Linked DNA regions of Homo sapiens: region 2 is linked to region 1. Evidence: chromatin loops called from intact Hi-C (ENCODE). Cell type or tissue: HCT116. All regions are shown on one strand. Each heading gives the region's core, and the rest is flanking DNA. Links, peaks and the distances in the headings are about the cores only. Region 1 has its middle 55 kb from the start of ARHGEF3. Region 2 has its middle 40 kb from the start of ARHGEF3-AS1.

Region 1 (10,773 bases), core at 1,464-9,463:
TGCCCTCCTTCAATACCCGAATCATCCTCACCTGGACTATCTCTATCACCTCCTAATGGGCTTTTGTCTCTCCAGTCTTTCCTTCAATACTATTGTCTTAGTCTATTTTGTGTTGCTGTAACAGAATACCACAGGCTGGGTGGTTTGTAAAGAAAAGAAATTTATTTCTTACAGTTCCGTAGGCTGAAAGAGTTCAAGCAATTCACCCACCTCAGCCTCCCAAGTAGCTGGGACTACAGGTGCACACCACCATGCCCAGCTAATTTTTGTATTTTATGTAGAGAGGGGGTTTTACCATGTCGCCCAAGTTGGTCTTAATCTCCTGGGCTCAAGTGATCCACCCACCTCAGCCTCCCAAAGTGCTAATATTACAGGCATGAGCCACCATGCCTGGCCCTCTTTTCTTTAAAAACAATTTGTTTTTAAACTTGTAAGTAATATATAATCTCTGAAGAAAAATTAGAAGATACAGACAAAGCAAAAAGAAGAAAAAATTAAGTTACTCAGGGCATTCACAATGTTGCCCAGGCTGGTCTTGAACTCCCAGGCTCAAGTGATCCACCCACCTCAGCCTCCCAAAGGGCTGCAATTACAGGTACGAGTTACCATGCCTGGTCTTACGAACTTTACTTTTAACAAAGATTCAGTATTAATGTTATGCTAATGGGTCATATCATGTCTGGGTAAGAAAATGTCAGTGGTTACAGGTGGCATCCAGCCTTGTGGATTTGGCCCTTGGAGCCTCTGTTATCTGACCCTTACCCTGGAAGGGGTGGTCACCCCTGAGGACCTGTGAGTCTTCCTCATACATGACTCACTGTGCTTCCACCTTAGTATTTCCCAAACCTGGACCTTCCCTTGGGCAGGGAAAGCCTACTAGACAGCAGAGCTATGGGTCATTCCGGAAAAAATTCCCTAGTGTAGAAGTGAGAATCTTCCTCCTGAGCACCCTCTGTGATGAAGTCTCCAGGGCCCCATGGTGCCCTGCATGTTCGAACGTATTTTCATTTTCCTTCGTTTTCTTGATTTCTTAGATGATTTCATCTCACAGGAGGCAGAATCTGAGTAAGTGTTCTTTTGTAGTTTCTTTGAATTGAATCAGAGCCCAGAGATGTCAGAGACCAGATAAAAGGGGACTGCTGGACCTACCACACTGACCCTATTGCAGTACCAGTCCCCAGAAGGTACAGCCTGACACACTTACACACACATGCGTGTACACGTGCACACACACATCCAAAGACCAAAACTGCTGTTTTTTCAAATTCTCTAATGCGTCAGCAGAAAGCTACAGAGCTATGATCCTTTCTCCTTATCTCTACAGACCAAAATCATAGCTAGTTCTCTTTTGTTTCATGGGATTAAAGAAAAAAAAAACCTACCGAATTGTCACAAGTTGATTCACATGCTGTAAAAAAACCCAATTGTATAATATGCCATTCTTAATGGTCAACTTGGAGAAGAAAATGTGAAATATGCAGCTGATAATCTTTTCAGTTTCGGGCTGGGCTGGCTGATTCATCAAACCCTGATCTGACATGTCCCCTCTATCCTCTCAACCATTTCCTTGACTCACTAGAATTATTCCTTCCAAAAAGGAACCTTGTCTGCTCGATGGATGTATAGACCATGCATTGCATTTTAGAAACAGTAAAAGTAAGGGCTAAAAATAGCCAGAAAGTGCTTTAGTCAAGAATCTCTAGTTGAAATTCAGGGGCATTTGTGTTCAAGAAAACAAGACCTCCCAAGAACAGCAGATTTTTAAACTTTGAATTTGATCCAAAAATGGAAATCTATACATATGATGAACTGTGTTTCTTATTTCTTTCAATTCAGCACCCTCCTGTAGTACCTGAGCATGGGGTACAGAGGTAACAGAACAGAGGACATGCATTGTTAAAGAAAAATCTGGGGTGGTGACAAGCCAAAAGTCTACCAGCCAAAAGGTCGAGAGATTGTGTAGAAGGAAGCTCACATCTTCCACACTCAAAAATATAACTGAGCTACTTTGCTGCTCAACAGTTATTGCTCAATTTTTATTTATTATTTTTATTATTATTTTGAGATGGAGTTTAGCTCTTGTCCCCCAGCCTGGAGTGCAATGGCACCATCTCGGCTCACTGCAACCTCTGTCTCCTGGGTTCAAGCAATTCTCCTGCCTCAGCCTCCCAAGTAGCTGGGATTACAGGCATGTGCCACCACGCCTGGCTAATTTTTGTATTTTTAGTAGAGACGGGGTTTCACTGTATTGGCCAGGCTGGTCTCGAACTCCTGACCTGATGATCTGACTGCCTTAGTCTCCCAAAGTGCTGGGATTACAAGTGTGAGTCACCATGCCCGGCTCAATTTTTATTGTAGACTATGTTGCTCAATGTTAAGAACCAAAATTAATGAATGCTTTAAAATTTATAACACCTCTTCCACAAGCCATGGATGCTCATTCCTTCCCTTCCTTTGTTGAGTATTTGTGACGCACATACTACATGCCAAGAGTTATGCCAGGCTTTGCAGGCACTTACACGCCAAGTAAGAACATGGGCTCCTATGGAAGCCTTCGGAGGGGTCACCTCTGTTTGAGGGTCAGGGGAGGGCTCTCAGTAGAAGTTACATAGAAAGACAATTGGCCAGGCGTAGTGGCTCACGCCTGTAATCCCAGCATTTTGGGAGGCCGAGGAGGGTGGATCACGAGGTCAGGAGATTGAGACTGTCCTGGCTAACACGGTGAAACCCCGTCTCTACTAAAAATAGAAAAATCTAGCCGGGTGTGGTGGCAGGCGCCTGCAGTCCCAGCTACTGGGGAGGCTGAGGCAGGAGAATGGTGTGAACCCGAGAGGCAGAGCTTACAGTGAGCCGAGATGGCGCCACTGCACTCCAGCCTGGGTGACAGAGCGAGACTCCATCTAAAAAAACAAAACAAAAAAACAATTAGGCACAAAAAGGGTGAGGACAAAGGAAAGAAAAGAAAGATTCCAGGCAGAAAGACCAGAGGGTAGAAAGGACTATGTCAAGGAAGCCCAGATCTGTTTAGCTGGCATATGGAGAAGGAGCAGTGCAATGGAGAAAGACACAAGCATGCAGGGGCTGGGTCTCAAAGCCACGTTAAGGAGGAGTATTTATCCTCAGGCTTTCTCTGAAGGAAACAGGGAGAAGCAGCAAAGGATGTAAAGTGGTGAAGCGGGAACCCAACTTGTGTTTTAGGAAGATGCCTCGGGTTCAGTGTGGGGAATGGATTTGAGAGACAGAAAGGAGGCAGGCAGATCTCCAAGTTAGCAGCAGGAATGCAGGCCAAAGACTAAGCAGCCTCTGAAAGGTAGAGTCACTGGGCTGAAGAAAACTGGAGGACTCTGGAGATATTTAGAAGGCAGGCAGGTTGAGATTTGGTGGGAAACAAGGTAAAGGAAAGAGGCCATGATGCCACCCCAGCTTCTGGCTTTGGCAACAGATAGGTACTATTTGGGGGGATGCAAATACCTAGAGGGGTGGGGGGGTTGGGGGGCAGGTAGGAAAGGTAAGAAGTTTAGGGGAGAACTTCAAAAGCAGCTATCCCAAAGGCCTCTGTCAGGACCCTGAGGGACACCCCCAATTAAGGGATGGACACAAGAAGGGGTAACTGCAAAGGAATCCAAGATGGAGTGGTCAGAAATGTGAGCAGTAAACAGGAGAGTGTGCAGTCACAGAGAGAAAGTCAATCTTATGTAGCACATGGCAGAGGTCAGAGTGGAAAAAGTCACTAGATATGGCCATGGCAAGACCTGGTGGCCAAGGCAGTTGAGTCACTTATTCAACACAATAGTATGGAGTACAATAACAAGGTCAGAGGAGGGGAAAAGGAGGAATCCAGGCTGAGGTGGGTGGAGAGGAGGGAGAGAGGTGAGGGGCAGGAGGGAGGGGTGCCTGCAGTCACCAAAGGGTTTTTATTGAGATAGGAAAGACTGAAGGTTGTCAAGCACTATTTATTGTTGTTCCCATTTTTATCTGGAGGTCTTTTCTCAAGACCACATATCTAAAAAGTGGAAGAGCAGGAATTCAAATACACGTTTGCTAACTCTTTTCAAAACACTCATTTGGCAGCAATAAATGGCCTTTACTGATGCAAAAACAAGTAGTCTGGGCTGGGCGTGGTGGTTCCTGCCTGTAATCCTAGCACTTTGGAAGGTTGAGGCAGGCAGATCACTTGAGGTCAGGAGTTCAAGACCAGCCTGGCCAACATGGTAAAACCCCTCTCTACTAAAAATACAAAAATTAGCTGGGCGTGGTGGCATGTGCCTGTAATCCCAGCTATTCGGGAGGCTGAGGCAGGAGAATCGCTTGAACCTGGGGGGCAGAGGTTGCAATGAGCCGAGATTACGCCACTGCACTCCAGCCTGGGCAAGAGTGAGACTGTCTCAAAAAAAAAAAAAAAAGTACTCTGGGCTGCCTGTCTTCCCTCCTTCTCCACTCTCCTACCCCCTGTAAATGACTGCTACATACAACTACGACACTAAAGTGGAAGGAAAAACTGTCATGCTGAACCACAGCTCTCCCAAATTTGTGACATAGATGTACAGATGATGATGACACAGTTACCGTCAGAAAAGGCATTCCAAATACTTACGCTTAACCCTAAAATGAAAGGAAATTTAACTTCTAAAACAATATCCCAGAAAAGACAAGTGTCATTTTTCAATTCCACTACTTGGCTCAAAGGGCTTCTTTTCTTTTCCTGGTTGTGACATTTCATTGTTTTACTCTCAAAGGAGCAGAGAGCCTGCAGACCAGCAGGGGGCCCTGCCGCAGAGGAGGAAGATGTGGGGCCAGGGGCCTGGCCAGTGGTGGACGAGATGTCTGGTAGGGGTCTGGACAATCTGAGTCCATAACCAGTCAGTCCTGGGGGGTGTCGCCATCAGAAGATACCAAGCCACATAAAATACACGTAACTCGGGGATAAAAAGGAAGCGGAGGGATAATAAGAGGAACAGGATAAAGAGAAAGAAAATAAGAAAATGATCTATGTCTAGTATCTGTCTATAAGGACAGTGAGTCAACATTTTTGGAAATCCAGGCTCTTTCTCTAGCCTTTTACTCCAGAGCTTTCAAGGGCTGACATGGGATGGAAGGATTCTTATGTCATCAAGTCTAATACTGCAATTTTACTTGTCTATTTATTGCTTATAAACTGACACTGTCTTTCATTTATGTTTTATTACACCGGTAATTCATGAATACAGATCCTCTTTACAGATATGGCTTGATTCTCCTTGGGTCCCCCTCCCCCTTCCCCACCACCCACCATGTCCCAACCCCTCTCCCTGACCTCTGTCTCTGGGGCCCTCCCTCCTCTGCTACAGCCCTTCTACAGCCCTTCATTTGCTTATACCTCTTGTTTTAGAATTTTCCTAAAGTGAGCCAAATTCTTTTCCATCTTGAGAGGTTTTTTGTTTTTTTTTTTTAACTTCATAGCATCCATCAAGATAGTGGCTGACACTTCTGCTGTAATAAAACTGGAATTAAAAAAAAAAAAATCTAGAGGCTTTCCAGAGCTTGCTTAGAGGCTTTGCTCTGCCTCCCAAGATGAACCAACTTACTCTTCATAATCTAAGTAAGGTCTAAGCAATGTTATTTCTTTGAAAATTTACATTAGAGCTTTTCCAAATCCCTGGCACACACTCTCCATTTAAAACTAACTATGGAGACCAAAGCCTGTTATATAAGCATCCAAGTCTGCAGCCATGGGCCATATTTCTTCAGCTGCCAGATCACATGACTGATAACAAAGCCAAGATAAAGGCAATAATTTTTTAAAATTTTTTTCTAGAAGAAAAAAAGCCCTACATATTTGAAAAAATAAAAAGATTAGGATCATTCCCATCAGAAGCTATTCTAAGTGGTTATTCCTCAAAATTAAAACAAAAATAAATTTGATTTTAAAACAAGCCACATCTACAGTGGCCACGGTGGGTTGCCTTCCTAACGTTGATTTCCCTTTCTCCCTCTTTAAGGAACTCCTATTTTCCGCAACTATTCACCCCGTTCATCCCCAAGGCAGAGTCTGAGTCAATCTTCATGGCATTCCTCCTGGGACTATTATTGACCCAGGGACAAGCATGTGACCTAATGTACCCAATCACACTAAAGGGAAGAACTTATTTGCTGGAAAAGGGAAACATATCAACCCAGTGGCTACTGGCAGCCATCTTGCAACCATGAGGGACACCAGCCTGAAGAGCACAAAGAGTTTAAGGAGATGGAAAGGACTTGTGTGTTTGGTGATAGTTTAGTAATTGAGTCAGTCAATCAGGGATTGACCTAACTCTGTACTTTTTATTCTGTGACATACAAAGCATCTCTATCTAAGGCTCTGTGAGTCAGGATTCCTGTTGCTTTCTCCAAACGGCTATAACACCAAAGAAGCGGGGAGATGGGGGAATCTGGTGCCATTTCCTTTTCCTTTTCTCTAAAAAGTTTCTTTGCTCTTTGGTTCTTTTTTAGGAAACAGCCTCTTACTATGTTGCCCAGGCTGGAGTGCAGTGGCTATTCACAGGCACAATCGTAGCACACTACAGCCTCAAACTCCTGGGTTCAAGCTATGCCCAGTTATGCTTTAGCCTTTGCATAGCTGGGACTATAGATGCAAGCCACTGCATCCAGTTCTGGCACCATTTTTCTGACCTACAAATTACATTTTGAAAGTTTCTTGGTTTAGCAGCTCATGCCTGTAATCGTAGCACTTTGGGAGGCTGAGGTGGCAGACTGCTTGAGCCCAGGAGTTTAAGACTAGCCTAGGCAACATGGTGGAACCCCATCTCTATAAAAAAATACAAAAATTAGCCAGGCATGGTGGTGCATGTCTGTAGTCCCGGCTACTCAGGAGGCTGAGGCAGGAGGATCGCTTGAGCCTGGGAGGTGGAGGCTGCAGTGAGCCATGTTTGCACCACTGCACTCCAGCCTGGGAAACAGAGCAAGACCCTGTCTCAAAAAAAAAAAAAAAAAAAAAAAGGCTTCTTCTTTCCTTCACTGTAATGGTTGCACTATCCATTCACTGTATCCACATGCATTTTTATAGCTGAGTACATTTTTCCAGGTTTTGTAGGAATTTTAATGGGTTTAAGCCTAGTAATTAAATATATATTAACTGGCTGCTACCACAGAAAGTTCAAGAGAAGCAAACTCAGCTCTGAGGATACTGAGCCCCTACCAGTGCCTGCCAAGATGCTAGAGATTATAACAATTGACAATGGCAGTCCCTGTCTGTGCTTGTGGGTTTACCTTCTGGTGAGGGGAGGAAGACAGTCAACAAGAACAACAGATGGTTTAGATAGTAACAACAGCACAGAAAGCACTTGCGGGGAGGGCAAGGCCTGCTTTAAATTGAGTTACCAGGAATGGCCTTTGCAAGGAGGTGACATTGAAAGCTGAGATCAGAACAAGGTGGGAGTCATATCTGGGGGAATAAGAAAGGAAAGAATAAACCTTGAATGTTTCAGTAGCATCAATAAATTCTGGTTTATTAGAAGGTGCCAAGAGATGGAGAGGGTGGAGGGAAATGAGGTTGGCAGGTGGGCAGGAGCCTAGACATTTGGGCCCTATAGGCCAAGGAAAGTGGATCTACATTTTATTTTAAGTCAGGGATTCTTACTTGTTTCTGTGTTATATACTTCCTAGGCAGCCTGCTGAACCCTATGGACCTCTGCTTGCAAAATGTTTTTAAATGGCGAAGACAAAAACAAAAAAATGTAGGATTATGAAAGACCAAGGATGGGACTGTGGGGGCAGGGAGATTATGGGAGTGATTTATCCCGCCAGGGAAGAGTATTTTTATCATGGACATTGTTTAGAGTTACCAGCTTATAGTGATCATAGAAGAATAGACTTTAAGTTGACTGTATTATTGTTTTGTTTTGTTTTTGAGACGGATGGAGTGTAGCGGTGTGATCTCGGCTCACTGCAAGCTCTGCCTCCCGGGTTCACGCCAATCTCCTGCCTCAGCCTCCCGAGTAGCTGGGACTACAGGCGCCCACCACCAGGCTCGGCTAATTTTTTGTATTTTTTTAGTAGAGACAGGGTTTCACCGTGTTAGCCAGGATGGTCTCGATCTCCTGACCTCGTGATCCGCCTACCTCGGCCTCCCAAAGTGCTGGGATCACAGGCAGGAGCCACCGTGCTCAGCCTGTATTATTGTTTTTAAATAATAAAAGCACACCACCTTGTTGCCTAAATCCAGGGCAGACTGAGCCCACATCCCTCTTGCCACCCCCTTGGTACACCTTTTTTTTTTTTGAGACAGGGTCTCACTCTGTCACCCAGGCTGGAGTGCAGTGGAGCAGAGATCTCGGCTCCCTGCAACTTTCACCTCCCAGGCTAAAGCGATTCTCCCATCTCAGCCTCCCGAGTAGCTGGGACTACAGGCACAAACCACCACACCAGGCTAATTTTTTTTTTTTTTTTTAAGTTAGAGACAGGTTTTGCCATGTTGGCCAGGCTGGTCTCGAACTCCTGACCTCAAGGGATCTGCCCACCTCGGTCTCCCAAAGTGCTGGGGTTACAGGCATGAGCCACTACACCCAGCCCCGTTGGTACACTTCTGATTAAGAAAACTCATTACATTGAGCTGGGCATGATGGTTCACACACCTGTAATCCCAGCATTTTGGGAGGCTGAGGTGGGTGGATTGCCTGAGCTCAGGAGTTCCAGACCAGCCTGGGTAACATGGCGAAACCCTGTCTCTATTAAAAATACAAAAATTAGCCAGTCTCATAACCTGGTCTCAAGAGAGATAGATAGATAGATAGATAGATAGATCGATAGATAGATAAAAATTAATATAAACAAACAATTTAATTAAAAATAAAATATAATTTGCAACATAAAAATCTAATTTATTAAATAACTTCTTTGTTCATATTTATTTTTTATTTTTATTTTTTAGAGACAGAGTCTCACTCTGTCACCCAGGATGGAGTGTAGTGGTACGATCATGGCTCACTGCAGCCTCAAATTCCTGGGCTCACGTGATCCTCCTGCCTTAGCTTCCTGAGTAGTGTGCTGAGACTACAGGTGTGTGCAACCATGGCCAGCTGATTTTATAATTTTTTTGTAGAGATGGGGTCTTACTATGTTGCCCAGGCTGGTCTCTAGCTCCTGGCCTCAAGCAGTCCTTCCACCTCAGCCTCCCAAAGTGTGAGCCACTGTGTCTAGCCTGTTTAAATAACAGATATGGTGGCAGATCTAACCACTACTGTCATTTTACAATCAAATGGGCATACAAAATATTCTGAGATATATGTAACCAGTATAATGTGAAGAGAAAATCACAGTGGGTTCTTTTGGTGACAAAGTCACAAGTAACTGCTGATATTGCTGTGGTTTTTTGTCCTCATTTATAGAAAGGAAATGTAAATTTCAGTTGGAGGTTAGTGAAAATACAGATGTAATTTTTTTTCCAATCCAAGTTTAGAGACCCCATGGAAGCCCCTGGAAGTTACTGGAGAGTTTGACTAAGGAGTGTAATCTGATTTATGTTTCTAAAAAGATCTGCCTAATGGTTGGTGGGGGATGACGTGATTAATACGTGCCAAGTTCATTTCGTGCTCAGAAGCTGGCAATGGTCAGCTGTAAGGAAGAGCGATACCAGGGCTTCTCTTGAATCATGGCTACTAAAGAACAAAGAAGATCTGCCTTTATGAGTGGTCTCTAGGCCCACAATGAAAAGGCAATGCGGCAGAAATAAAGCACCTCCAGCCCCCTGCTGCAGGGAAAGGAGAGGAGATTCATGGCTAGGAGAGGCCCCTGTGCAAATCTGCAAAGTCTTGGAGAAAAGAAACCATGTCGGCTTTAGCTTCCTGTAAGACAAGTGTGATGATAAGCACCTCTCAGGCTTGTTATGTAGGCAGAGGGGCTGCTGCAGTATGAAGCGCCTGTCACCAGTGAGTGGTGGTCAGTGCCAGGGTGGTATCTTCCCTTTTGGTGCCTTCTGCCTGGGACTTTGGCCATCAACTTCAGACTGGGGTGGGACATGGAGGAGTCTTAGGGGCCATCTAACTTTGAAGAAGTCAAAGGATGGCCTTAGATTGTCTAGAAAGCTTGGGGCTGGAAGGAACTGGAACCTAATCTATCATCTAGGTTTGGTAGAAAACCAACACAAGCTCCTCAAATGCTCAAAATTTAAAACCTAGATTGCCCAGGTGAAAGCATGCAAAAGAAACAGTCTTCCTAGCAGGAAAAGCAAGGAAATTTGAGCCCAATGGAGGCTTGGGGGCAGTGGCTAAAGCAGAGGCTTCAAAGTTCCCTGAGCCCGGGATTTTCTCTCTTGATACATTTACAGAAGGGGCTATGGATCTCCCACTTCTTAAATGGAACCTGAGTATAAAATGTACAAGGGCCTGGGGACTGAGGGCTGGGGTCGGAAAGGCCTGGATCTGCTGGGCCCTCAGGAGGCTGTTCAGGGCCTTGCAGGGAGCAAAGAGTAGAGTCTGCCACTGCCAAATCCCAAAGATCCTGCCGGAAGCATCCCCTCTTCCCACAAAGCTATAGAATGTACCTCAGACTCTTCCTCCTTTCTCTCTTCTAAAAGTGAATGAAGCCTTCTAACCTGTTGGTTTTTTTTTTTTTTTTTAACTCTCTCTCTACCAAATGTCTTCAATCTAATAAGCAGCAGCTCTGCTTCCACTGGTCTATAACCTATAATAGTTCCCAAATGATCCCTAAAACCTATACACAGCAACAGGATGCACTAAAATAATGGGGTTATCTCTGGCCAATCTGCTACAAAGGCAAAAACATAGATGCTAATCCACA
Region 2 (10,773 bases), core at 1,610-9,609, 120 kb after region 1:
CCCAGTTACTACCTCATTTGGCATTCTCATCTGCATCATCAGCGGATAGATGGCAGCACCAAGCTTTCAAACACCTAAGCTCACTGTCAGCTGGTCTAATTAGCAAAAATTACAGAACATTTTTGAAGGGATGTTTTGTAAGAGGTCTTCTGGAAATCTAATTTAAGAAAATCAGTTTTCCATATTCAAAGTGCTGACCCGCAAATGTTTCTGAAGTGTCCAGAAGTTGCTTTTAAAAGCAAAGGGATCGTTCTCCCTCTCCCCTCCCCCTGCCCCCCACATCCATCTGAATCATCGCACGTTTTCAATGGCAAAGGCTTCATTACATCCTAAGGAAATCCACATCCTGCACCTCCAGGTCACAGCCTGGCAGAGAGCAGCCTCACGTCCCTCCGGAAAGGATAATTAGTTTTCTACCCTTTAATCAAGGAGCAGCAGATTGTTATTTTTCTAAAGTTTTGCCTGGGGAGAGCCTGTTCTTTCCCGAGAGTGTATTTTTCTAACCAGGACTCCTTGTTTGTGCTCTGCCTTCCCACGCACCGACACTGAGGGCCCCTCCTCCTTGTTTGAAATAAGACCAAAGCTCTCCACTGATGAGACGGATGTGGGATCAGGTCATGGGCTCCCTAACTCATCAGCACCACTGCCCATTATCATATGGACTGGGGGTACCCTCAATCTCTCTGTCATAGAGAACGTTGTCAAGGGTTCACTGTTTAAAAAGAACCAGTTCTGGCTGAGTGCGGTGGCTCACACCTGTAATCCCATCACTCTGGGAGGCCGAGGCAGGCGGATCATTTGAGGTCAGGAGTATGAGACTAGCTTGGCCAACATGGTGAAATTCCGTCTCTACTAAAAATTCAAAAATTAGCCGAGCGTGGTGGTGCTCACCTGTAGTCCCAGCTACTCGGGAGGCTGAGGCAGGGGAATCGCTTGAACCCAGGAGGTGGAGGTTGCAGTGAGCCAAGATTGCACCACAGCACTCCAGCCTGGGCAACAGAGCAAGACTCTGTCTCAAAAAATAATAATAATAATAAATAAAAAATAAAGAACCAGTGCTTACAGAGGGCTCACTGTGTCATAGCCAGACACTGTTCTGAATGCTAAATAAATACTAACTCATTTTGTCCTCAAAAAACTTTTATGAGTAGATATATTTGTTACTCCCACTTTACAGGTGAAAAAACTGAGGCTCAGACAGGTTAAGTGACTTGCCCAAAATCACACAGCTAGTAGGCATCAGAGTGGGATTCAAACCCAGGCAATCTGGCTCTAGAGTTGATGAACAGAGAAACAGATGTTAAAACCATTGCAGAAGCAGCCACAACAGAGGAAAGGAGATGGAAACTCAAACACTTACTATGTACCAGGCGCAGAGCCAATACTGAGTTGGTTCTCTTTACATGAAGTATAACAGGACTTAAAAAAAAATAATAAAAACAATAAAGATCAGAGATTAGTCTTATTCACTGGTTTTTCTACATCTGCAAATAAAAATATCCATGGAGATTAATGGTAAACTTTTCTGTGTGCATATTATACTTTTAATAGAAGGGTAATTTCAATTTAAAACATTTAATGGCTCAGTTTTCTTAACATTTTAAAGAGATTTCGATCAAATAATCAACGCTTAGAAGGTGTTTTTTGTTGTTGTTGTTGAGACAGAGTCTTGCTCTGTTGCCCAGGCTGGAGTGCAGTGGCGCAATCTTGGCTCACTGCAACCTCCACCTCCTGCGTTCAAGCAATTCTTCTGTCTCAGCCTCCCGAGTACCTGGGATTACAGGCGACCACCACCACACCTGGCTAATTTTTGTATTTTTTAGTAGAGACGGGGTTTCGTCATGTTGGCCAAGCTGGTCTTGGACTCCTGACCTCAAGTGATCTGCCGGCCTCGGCCTCCCAGAGTGCTGGGATTACAGGTGTGAGCCACTGCATCCGGTCAATTCATGTTTTTCAAATCCTAGAAAACTCTTTACTCAAAAATTATATCTCTAGATACCATACTTTACTAGTTTCTATCAAACAGGTACTCCGTAAGGGCTTCTTGCCCTGGGAGGAGCAGAAGAAAGTCTTTATATTTTATTCAATACTATATTGATCAGAAACTAATAAATCCATATGTAGGTGGCCCAACCCCTCCAAAATGAACATTGCAATCTTAAAAGTGGGTCCTCAGATATGGGCATTTATAATAAATGTTCTGTTGATCCTAACAGTTTAAAATGCCAAAAATTCTTAAATTAGCCAGCATTGCTTAAAGCAGTTTATTGACTCCAATACAGGACCCACCACAGTCTCCAAGGTAATTAGATGCTCCATAAATGCTGTTTTTGGCAGTGACTGGGGCCACACATAAAAACATGTTTATTCCCAAACTGTCAGTGAAATGTGGGAGTGGAACTGCGTCAGGCTTGTTAGAGCTCATGTGGTAGAAAGGAAGGTAATGTCAAGGCCACTGATTTCAGCACTGCACCAAACAGCAAGCCACCATGCTGAATCCTGGCAGACCTCAATGACGGCTAAAAAAAGGGAGTGGCGGGTATGAGGTAATTCTGAGTAAAAGAGGGTAATATTAGTACTATTTTCATACTACTACTACTATTCGTACTGTGCTTTTTATGAGGATTAACTCATTTAATCCTCACAGGGGCCCTGTGGAATAAGGGCTGTAACAGATGAGGAAGCTGTGGCACTGAGAGCTTAGATTTAGAAATGCCTCACAGCTACTAAAGGGTAAGGCCAGACAGTCCAATTCCAGGATCCTGCCCCAGAGCTCCACCAAGTTGCATCAAGATTTTTCTGGCTGCCTAATCCACAAGAGCCACAAACTGGGGCGAGAAAAATGACTGTAATTATCAGCTACGTGCTACTTACCAAATATTTCTATCAAACATGGTCCATCTAAAGCACAGGGCAGAGCAAGCCCCATTCTCTTGGGCCCCTCACTAACTCTCAGCTCACCAGATGGGCTCCTGGGAACAGGGCCAGCACTTGCATCAGCATTGCCATGCTGCCGCCATGGCAACCACACTTTATGACCCAGGCAAAGATGCTCTTCCCACTCACTCGGGAGCCCTGATTCTGGGATGCAGCCCTTGGAGAGACATGTCCTTTTACCTGCCCCCAACTTGCTCAAAGTCTTTATAATAATGGGAACCGATGGGAGGTTCCCCAGGTCCCTGGACACATCTGGACCAGGCCAATAAATACACAGGCTGACAGGGAGATGGGGCTCATGGAGAGATGGTGCAGAGAAATGGAGATTTGCAAAGTGAACAGCTAACATCTCCAGGGGACTTGGTGCCTGGCAGGGCTGGAATTGAGTTCCAGCTGGCTATCTTGTGGCCCTAAGCAAATGGGTTCGGCCTCTAGGAATCCATGTCTTAGACTATGAAAAATAGGAATAATATTAGGTTTTACACCTCACAGAGCTGTTGTGAGGTTTAAGTAAACTCAAGCACACAAAGTACATAGAGAGTAGAAACTGGCTGTGACTATCACTAAGGCAATGGTGCTGGGACTGTCAAAAGAGCAGAAGCCCCTCAGCCTCCCGTCACTGCCCTTCCAGCTCAACAGCCTGACAGTAGAGACAAAAAGCAATCCTGTCAACAGACCAGACAAGGCCAACAGATCCATATACACCCTGCTGAGCACAGGGAGACATGCCAGCATTCAGTGGGGACCCCAGGTGCGGTCACCCCCGCCCCGTACTAGGCTACATGGCTTCTCTGAAAAGATAAATTTATCAAAATAAGCCTACTACCTTTATTTGACAAAGATGTCACTGGACAAAACACCTTTTAACACATGAAAACCATGAATGAACCTTCAGAAGTCTTTAAAGTCAAATGGATAGCACTCAAAAATTTCTAGAAGATTCTGGAATTATCATTCCCATACTGTCAGCAGTGGTGATTTCTCAAGGTTAGGATTGATCCGGGGAACTTGCATGTGCCATGTCACACGTTCCTACACTGTCTAAAATTTTATGACATGTACATTTTTGTAATAAGAAAATTTTAGTTTATTTGAAAAAGAAAACTGAAATGCTTTGCCATAACATAGCTCACAAAATAAAAAACCCAATCAATCAATAAACAAACAAAAAGTACTCACCCTCCCTACTAACTAGCCAAATGGAAATTTAAATAAGTTAGCATGTTTATATTTCAAATTAGCAACTTCTATATGGGCATATCAAATGCAAGAAAGAATGTGGAGAAAACAGGCACTGTGCTTCACAACTATAAATGTATATATTGACGTGAAATTTCCACAGGGTAATTTGACATCATTTTCCAAGAGCATTAAAATGACCCAAAAGTTCATCCTAACGATAATTAATTGGACAAAATAACCACAAACATGGGCCTAGCAATAAGGGTACAGCTCCTAACATTGCCAGAGAGGGAGAAGCTAGACAGAGCTCACACAGCCAACAATAGGAACCAGTTATTAAGAAAGCCCCTTGAGGCTGGGTACAGTGGCTCACACCTATAATCCCAGCACTTTGGTAGACTAAGGCTGGAGGATCACCTCTGGCCAGGAGTTCAAGACCAGACTGGACAAGAAAGTGAGCCCTCACCTCTACAAAAAATAAAAAAATTAGCCGGCCATAGTGGCATGCACCTGTAGTCCCAACTACTTGGAAGACTGAGGTGGGAGGATGGCTTGAGCCCAGAGCCCAGGCTGCAGTGAACTATGATTGCACCATTGTACTCCAGCCTGGGCAACACAGTGAGACCTTACCTCTAAAAGAAAGAAAGCTCCTTGAAAATTTCTACATATCCAATAAGGTAGCAGCAAAAAGACTTACTTATTCCACATTGTGAAAATATGGAATTATCTGGATTTGGCACCTTTAATTGCATGCTTTCATTCCACACTCATCCCATTTTGCAACTGAGTAAACTGAGACCCAGATATATTCAACTGTTTGCCCTGCAGTGGTTGGGACAGGTTCACAGTGTTATTTGCCATTGCATCCGTGGTAGGGCCAAGCTCGTTCCTGCTGCCACAGGAGGCCCAAGCCAGGGGCAGAGGCATCTCTTCAAAATCCTCTTCCCCCAAGATGCCACACCTTCCCAAGGGCTCTCAGCCCTGTCCAGCTGCCACAGGCAGCCAGAGACAAGGCACAGGCCCAGGAATAAAGCCGGGGTCTGTGAGCAAGGCCCTCACTAGGAATAAAGTAGGCCCCCTCCAAAGAAGGTCTGGTCCACATCACGACTGCAGGTGGTGCTTATCCTAGATCGCCTCTCAGCCCATGGCAACGCTGGGGCTCAGAGAGGTCAGCTTCCCTGTCTTAAATCAGCCAGCCAACGAGGATGTGAATTCCTTTTCTTAGCCCTTTGTGGGTGACTCAGTTTCCTCATCTAGAAAATGGGGAAAATAATTGTACCAACTTACAAGGGTTTGGTTGTTATGAGAGTTAAAGGACTCAATCCTTAGAAGGTGCTTAGAACATTTCCTGACCTATAGGAAGCATCCTGTGCAGCTCTTATTTCTGCAGTGAGACTACTGACGGTGGTGGTTAGAAGCAAGGGCTCTGGAACCAGCTGCGTGGGTTCTGATCACACATCGACCACTCACTTGCCCTGTGACTCCAGGCAGGTTACCTAACTCTTTGTGCCTCAGATTCCTCATTTGTGAATTGAGAATGATGATGATAACTCACGCGCACCTCAACTTACAATGGTAAGTCGAAAATGCACTTAATACCCTTAACCTACCAAACATCACAGCTCAGCTTACCCTACAAATCCAATAAGTAAGGCAGTAGCAAGAAGACTTGCTTATGCCACATTGTGAAAATATAGAATTATCTGGATTTGGCACCTTAATGCATGCTTTTAAAGCCTAGCCCACTTAAACATGCCCAGAACACTCACATTAGCCTACAACTGGGCAAAATTATTAAACACAAAGCCTGTTTTGTAATACAGTGGTGAATATTTCATGTAATTTACTGAAAACTGTACTGAAAGTGAAAAAAAGAAGAATGGCTGTATGGGGACTCAAAGTACAGTTTCTCCTGGATACGTGTCACTCTCACACCATCAGAAAGGCTAAAAACTGTAAGGCGACTCATTGTGGGTCGGGACCATATATAGTACCTACGTAGGTTAGTGGGAATAATCACGTTATCTACCTTAGCTCTTAGAAGAGCTAAGAACAGTACCCATAATGAGTACAATGGTCCTAATATGTAAAGTGCATGTTAGCTGCTATGAATATTATGTCACTCTGTCTCCTATTAGCCCATTAGGAATGGCACCACTACCAACAGTAGTCATTATTCTGGCTGACAAGAACCTGAAGTATGTTCTCCTACGAGTGGGTGCCATTATCGTTCAGATTTACAGATGGGAAACTCAGGTGCAGAGAGCTCAAGTAACTTGACTTGGGTCACACAGCCAAGAAGCAGCAATGCTACCAGGCTTCAAGTCAAGTTCATCGGCCTCCGAGGCTCTTGCCTGACTGCACTACCCACCTCAATATCCACATGGCCTGTGGCTGCCTACTTGTGCAATTGTATGACTGCCAGTACTTCCTGGAGAGGGTGATGCATGGTTTTCTGGCTTTGAGATGACTCACTCCCAAGCCTTCCACCATTCAACACAAATGCTGGCCCCTGCAGACGTCTGACTAACAGAAAGTCACATCAGCAGAGTCGCCAAGGAGCAATCCCTGTCTTCCCTCCCCATCTTCCTGGGGAAATACATTGGTATGTGTCTGTCAAGATAAGATATAACCATTAAAACAAAATTCTGGACTGAGATATCTGCTTGGTGTCTTGGAAACACATGCCGATGTCCACACAGCTGGTTTTCCCTACAGCTGTTGGTAGTCATGTTTCAACTATGGCCTACTCATAAGTTTGCACTGGAAGATGAGGCCAGGGTAAATCTTTCTTAATGCATCATTCTAGCCTTTAAAGCATGACATCCATGACAGTGAAGCTCACTTTCCATTACCAGACTGAAAAGTTGGCAAAGCTTTGCTGCACACTATAAAGGCAGAGGTGTAGGTAGGTGCCACCAGCAAGGAGCAGCATAGCTTGAGCAGAGGTGGGTCTCATGTCCTTCACGGCTTCCTCAGCAATTCACCAACAGAGCTAGTTGTTGAATAAAAACAAAACAAAAAAAAACTTCTACCCAGGATCCATAACCCTGTATTATTTCAAACCTGGTAATTTAATTCAGTCATATCTGTTTTCAGATAATGTATCTAAAACTCAAACAGATCACAAGCTGGAAGGATCCTCAGAGAACCAGCTGACCACCCTCATTTAGGGACTGGAGCACTAAGACCTGGCCAAGCTCACATGGTCTGTTGGTCACAGGCTGGGACCCTTGAAGGTCTCCCTGTTTTCAGGCTGTTTTTTCAGCCCTTCCTGCTTCCTTAATCCAAGTGTTGTCAGAGTGGACATCTGCTGTTCCTCACTGCCCAGCATTTAGTCCCCATTCTTCTGCTAACAGCACCCAGATTTTCTGTTGGGGGATGCCCTCTCCCCTTTGGGACACTGTGATTCAGGAAGGGCCAACCCCAGGCTCCAGAGATGGGCATGTAACCTGGCCTGTTCAGTGGGAGTGGCCCCAAGACTTTGGCTGGCATTAAAGAACAGATATACAGTCCTTCTGGGACAGGCACTGAGCTGATGAGATGCAAACTTGGAGCTGTGCAGGGCATCTTGTGCAGAAAGCTTACCTGAGAAAGAAGCTAACCTGGGGAAAGCAGAGCAAGAGACCAAGAGAGAGAAGGCTCCTAATGACACAGATTAACCACCTGGATCGAGCTATGCCTGAAGGTAGCCTATCACTAGACTTGCCAGTGATAAAAAGTGAGCTCTCTTTAAAAAAAAAAAAAAAGTAAGCAAGCGTACATTCTATTTCTGTCACATGCAACCAAAAGAACTATGCTTTGTTTCTTTGCAAAAGTTCATTAAAGAAAGCATCAAAATGGGAATGTTCCCAGGGGACCATCCAGAGTGCCTAGCACACAGTAAGCACTTAATTCATGTGTAATGGAGCGAAACCCCTCCTTCAGGGCTCTTCTCAGTGGGACTCTCTCAGACCATCCTGTTGGAAACTGTGGCCCTCTCCAGCCTTCCTATCCACCCCTCTTGCCTGTTTTCAATGGTGTTTAGCACCATCAGACCTACCCTATGTCTTACTTACTGTTTCTTGAATCCCATAAGGGTGGAGATTGTTGTCTACTTTGTTCGCTGCTATAACCCTAAGGCCCAGATCAGGTCTCTGAACCATAAGTACCCAGTATACATCCGGTGAATGAATGAATGAATGAGGAAATGGATGATGGAATGAGTGAGTGCCTAGTGTGCTCCCAGGTCCCCACCTGTCTGCTGCCTTGGTCAGCAGCCCTGGGACCTGGCCTGCAGAACCCCTGGCTGTCCTTCCTCCTCTTTCTGGATATGGGTCCTCTTCCCACCGAGCAAACACTCCAGCAGCCAGCCCCGCAGTCCAGGCAACCTGACCGTCACCCACCTGCCCAGGGACCATCAACAAAAATTAAAGGGTAGGGAGCCCTTTGGGTTATAAAGATGTCTTCCTTCTTCTTTCCTGCTTACAAATAAATATCATATGCTCATTACAAAGGCAAACAAACAAAATTAAAATGTAAACAAGTAAGCAATAAAAAAAATAATAATTTAACTTCTAAGTTAAATTTGAGGTACAAGTCAGAAATGGGAAGACTGCTGGTATATTTTATATGACCCCTAGGGTGTATGTATGTATATATGTATTTATTTTTGAGGTAGCATCCAACATTTAAAAATCTAGATTTCATTTAGAAATCAGGTACAGTCTCTAGCTTCAGTTCAATATTTTAAAAAATCTCATCACTAAGGGCCCCTATTTCCACAAGTGACCATGGTCTGCTAGGGTTGAGTGGTAGCTGCCCCCTTCAGATGGACCATGGGCTCTTGGGGTCTCCATCCCTCCCCACTGTGACCCCTGCCCTTCCCTGGCCACTCATGTAAGGTCCTGCCTGGTCTCTGTCACACTCAGAGTTGGTGATCCCTGGCCTGGTGTATATCCTTTCAGACTCTGCTGCAGACATAAAGCTTTCTAAGAAATCCCTCTAAAAAATCCCCTCGCCTCCAATAGTACCTGTGATGCTACAAATAACTATGCAATTTCTAACACCAGAGAACAATGCATTTACAACACAGCCCCCTTCTGCAGGGTCAGCATGCTGGGTCAGGTTCATGTCTCCTTTTAAAACTGACTATCAGCCGGAAGCAGTGGCTGACGCCTGTAATGCCAGCACTTTGGGAGCCAGAGGCGGGCGGATCATGAGGTCAGGAGATCGAGGCCATCCTGGCCAATATGGTGAAACCCTGTCTCTACTAAAAATACAAAATTTAGCCAGGCGTGGTGGTGCACGCCTGTAGTCCCAGCTACTCGGAAGGCTGAGGCAGGAGAATTGCTTGAACCTTGGGGGCGGAGGTTGCAGTGAGCTGAGATTGTGCCACCGCACTCCAGCCTAGTGACAGAGCGAGACTCCGTCTCGAGAAAAAAAAAAAAAAAAAAGACTGGCTATCCCAGCTCAATAATTGACCCTGCCACACTGTACAGTCCCTCAGTTCACCCCACATAGAAGGACCCCACAGTCCTGAGCACTCATGGGGGCACCTTTTTGTAGGGAAATTCCAGATCTAGTGTTTAAATCCAGCCTCCCATTGTGGATAGCCTCACAGACACACAGCAGCCACAAGAGCTTACACAACCACTGAGCTGCCATCCATGCATGGAAGTCAAAACCACACCGTGGGCTGCAGCCCCCTGCCCACCACCCAGAGACCCCCACAATCTGCCATTTTCCCCTGTGTTTACTTACACACTGGTTCCACTATATAGCAGTAACTCCCCAAGGGCAGGGACCCTGCCTGTCGCATTGATAATTGTTTCTTAGAACCCAGCCCTGTTCCTCAGAGAAGAGCCCCTCAATCCATGATGGATGGATGGTTGGTAAGTGGACAAGCACATGATGGGTAGGTGGGTGGGCGAGTATGTTACAAGGAAGGGAGGGAGGTGGACAAGCCCCGCAAACTGTGATGTCTGATTTGCCCTTGTCATGAGGCAATGATTATATTAAAATACTGGACGAAAAACTAGAATATAAAGTTACATAAATAAACTCACAGGTTTAAAAAAAAAGATAAGGAAAACACTATAATATTGATCGTGGCATAACTTTTTAAAAAATCACTTTGTGCATTTCCCAAATGGACTACAAGTCTGTTTTATAAAGTTCATTTTTAACTGCCAACATGAAACTACATCAAGTGAACATTACTCCCTAGAGTTTTCTAGATTATGAAACACCAAGGGCCTACAGAGGAAAGAAAAATATTTGGATTAGTTTGGCTCTTAGAGTGGACTAGAGAGGGGAGGAAAAGAAAACAGGGGAGGGGAGCCCGGCCTTGGACAGTAGAAAAGGATCCTTCCAGGATCCTTGGTGGCCCCGTAATGACCAATACCTTTGCTACCTGCTATCAGCAAAAGCAACATCAGTTACCCTTCCAGATACTGGAAATCTAAAGTATTATGGGAAGTCATATTTCTTCTGGAGTAAAAGATGGTAGTTTTTTCACCCCTGGCCTATGAATGCTTCTGAAGAAAAGCAAAGAAACACAAGGACATCTTCTAACAGAAACACATGATTTGATTTGATTTTTTTGAGACAGAGTCTCACTCTGTCGCCCAGGCGGGGAATGCAATGGTGCAATCCTAGCTCACTGCAACCTCT

The links. A loop is a pair of places that touch in the nucleus more often than their neighbours do. Peaks named below come from ENCODE experiments on the same cell type or tissue, not always from the same donor. Only the 100,000 strongest peaks of a DNase experiment are listed, where the experiment ranks them.
Region 2: it touches region 1 in a loop (2.9-fold over the local background); 35 of 110 quality-filtered maps call a loop at or near these places.

What each region holds. Positions count from the first base shown.
Region 1 is chr3:56,851,292-56,862,064 of GRCh38, forward strand. It overlaps a transcript of ARHGEF3 not described here. Among named protein-coding and RNA genes, the nearest start is that of ARHGEF3, 55 kb to the left of the region's middle. RefSeq lists an enhancer at 718-1,917. In HCT116, for the core only: a CTCF peak has its summit at 4,771 (motif pointing right); no DNase peak of the experiment used is centred there.
Region 2 is chr3:56,974,402-56,985,174 of GRCh38, forward strand. It overlaps a transcript of ARHGEF3 not described here. Among named protein-coding and RNA genes, the nearest start is that of ARHGEF3-AS1, 40 kb to the left of the region's middle. In HCT116, for the core only: no CTCF peak of the experiment used is centred there; a DNase peak (open chromatin) is centred at 6,590.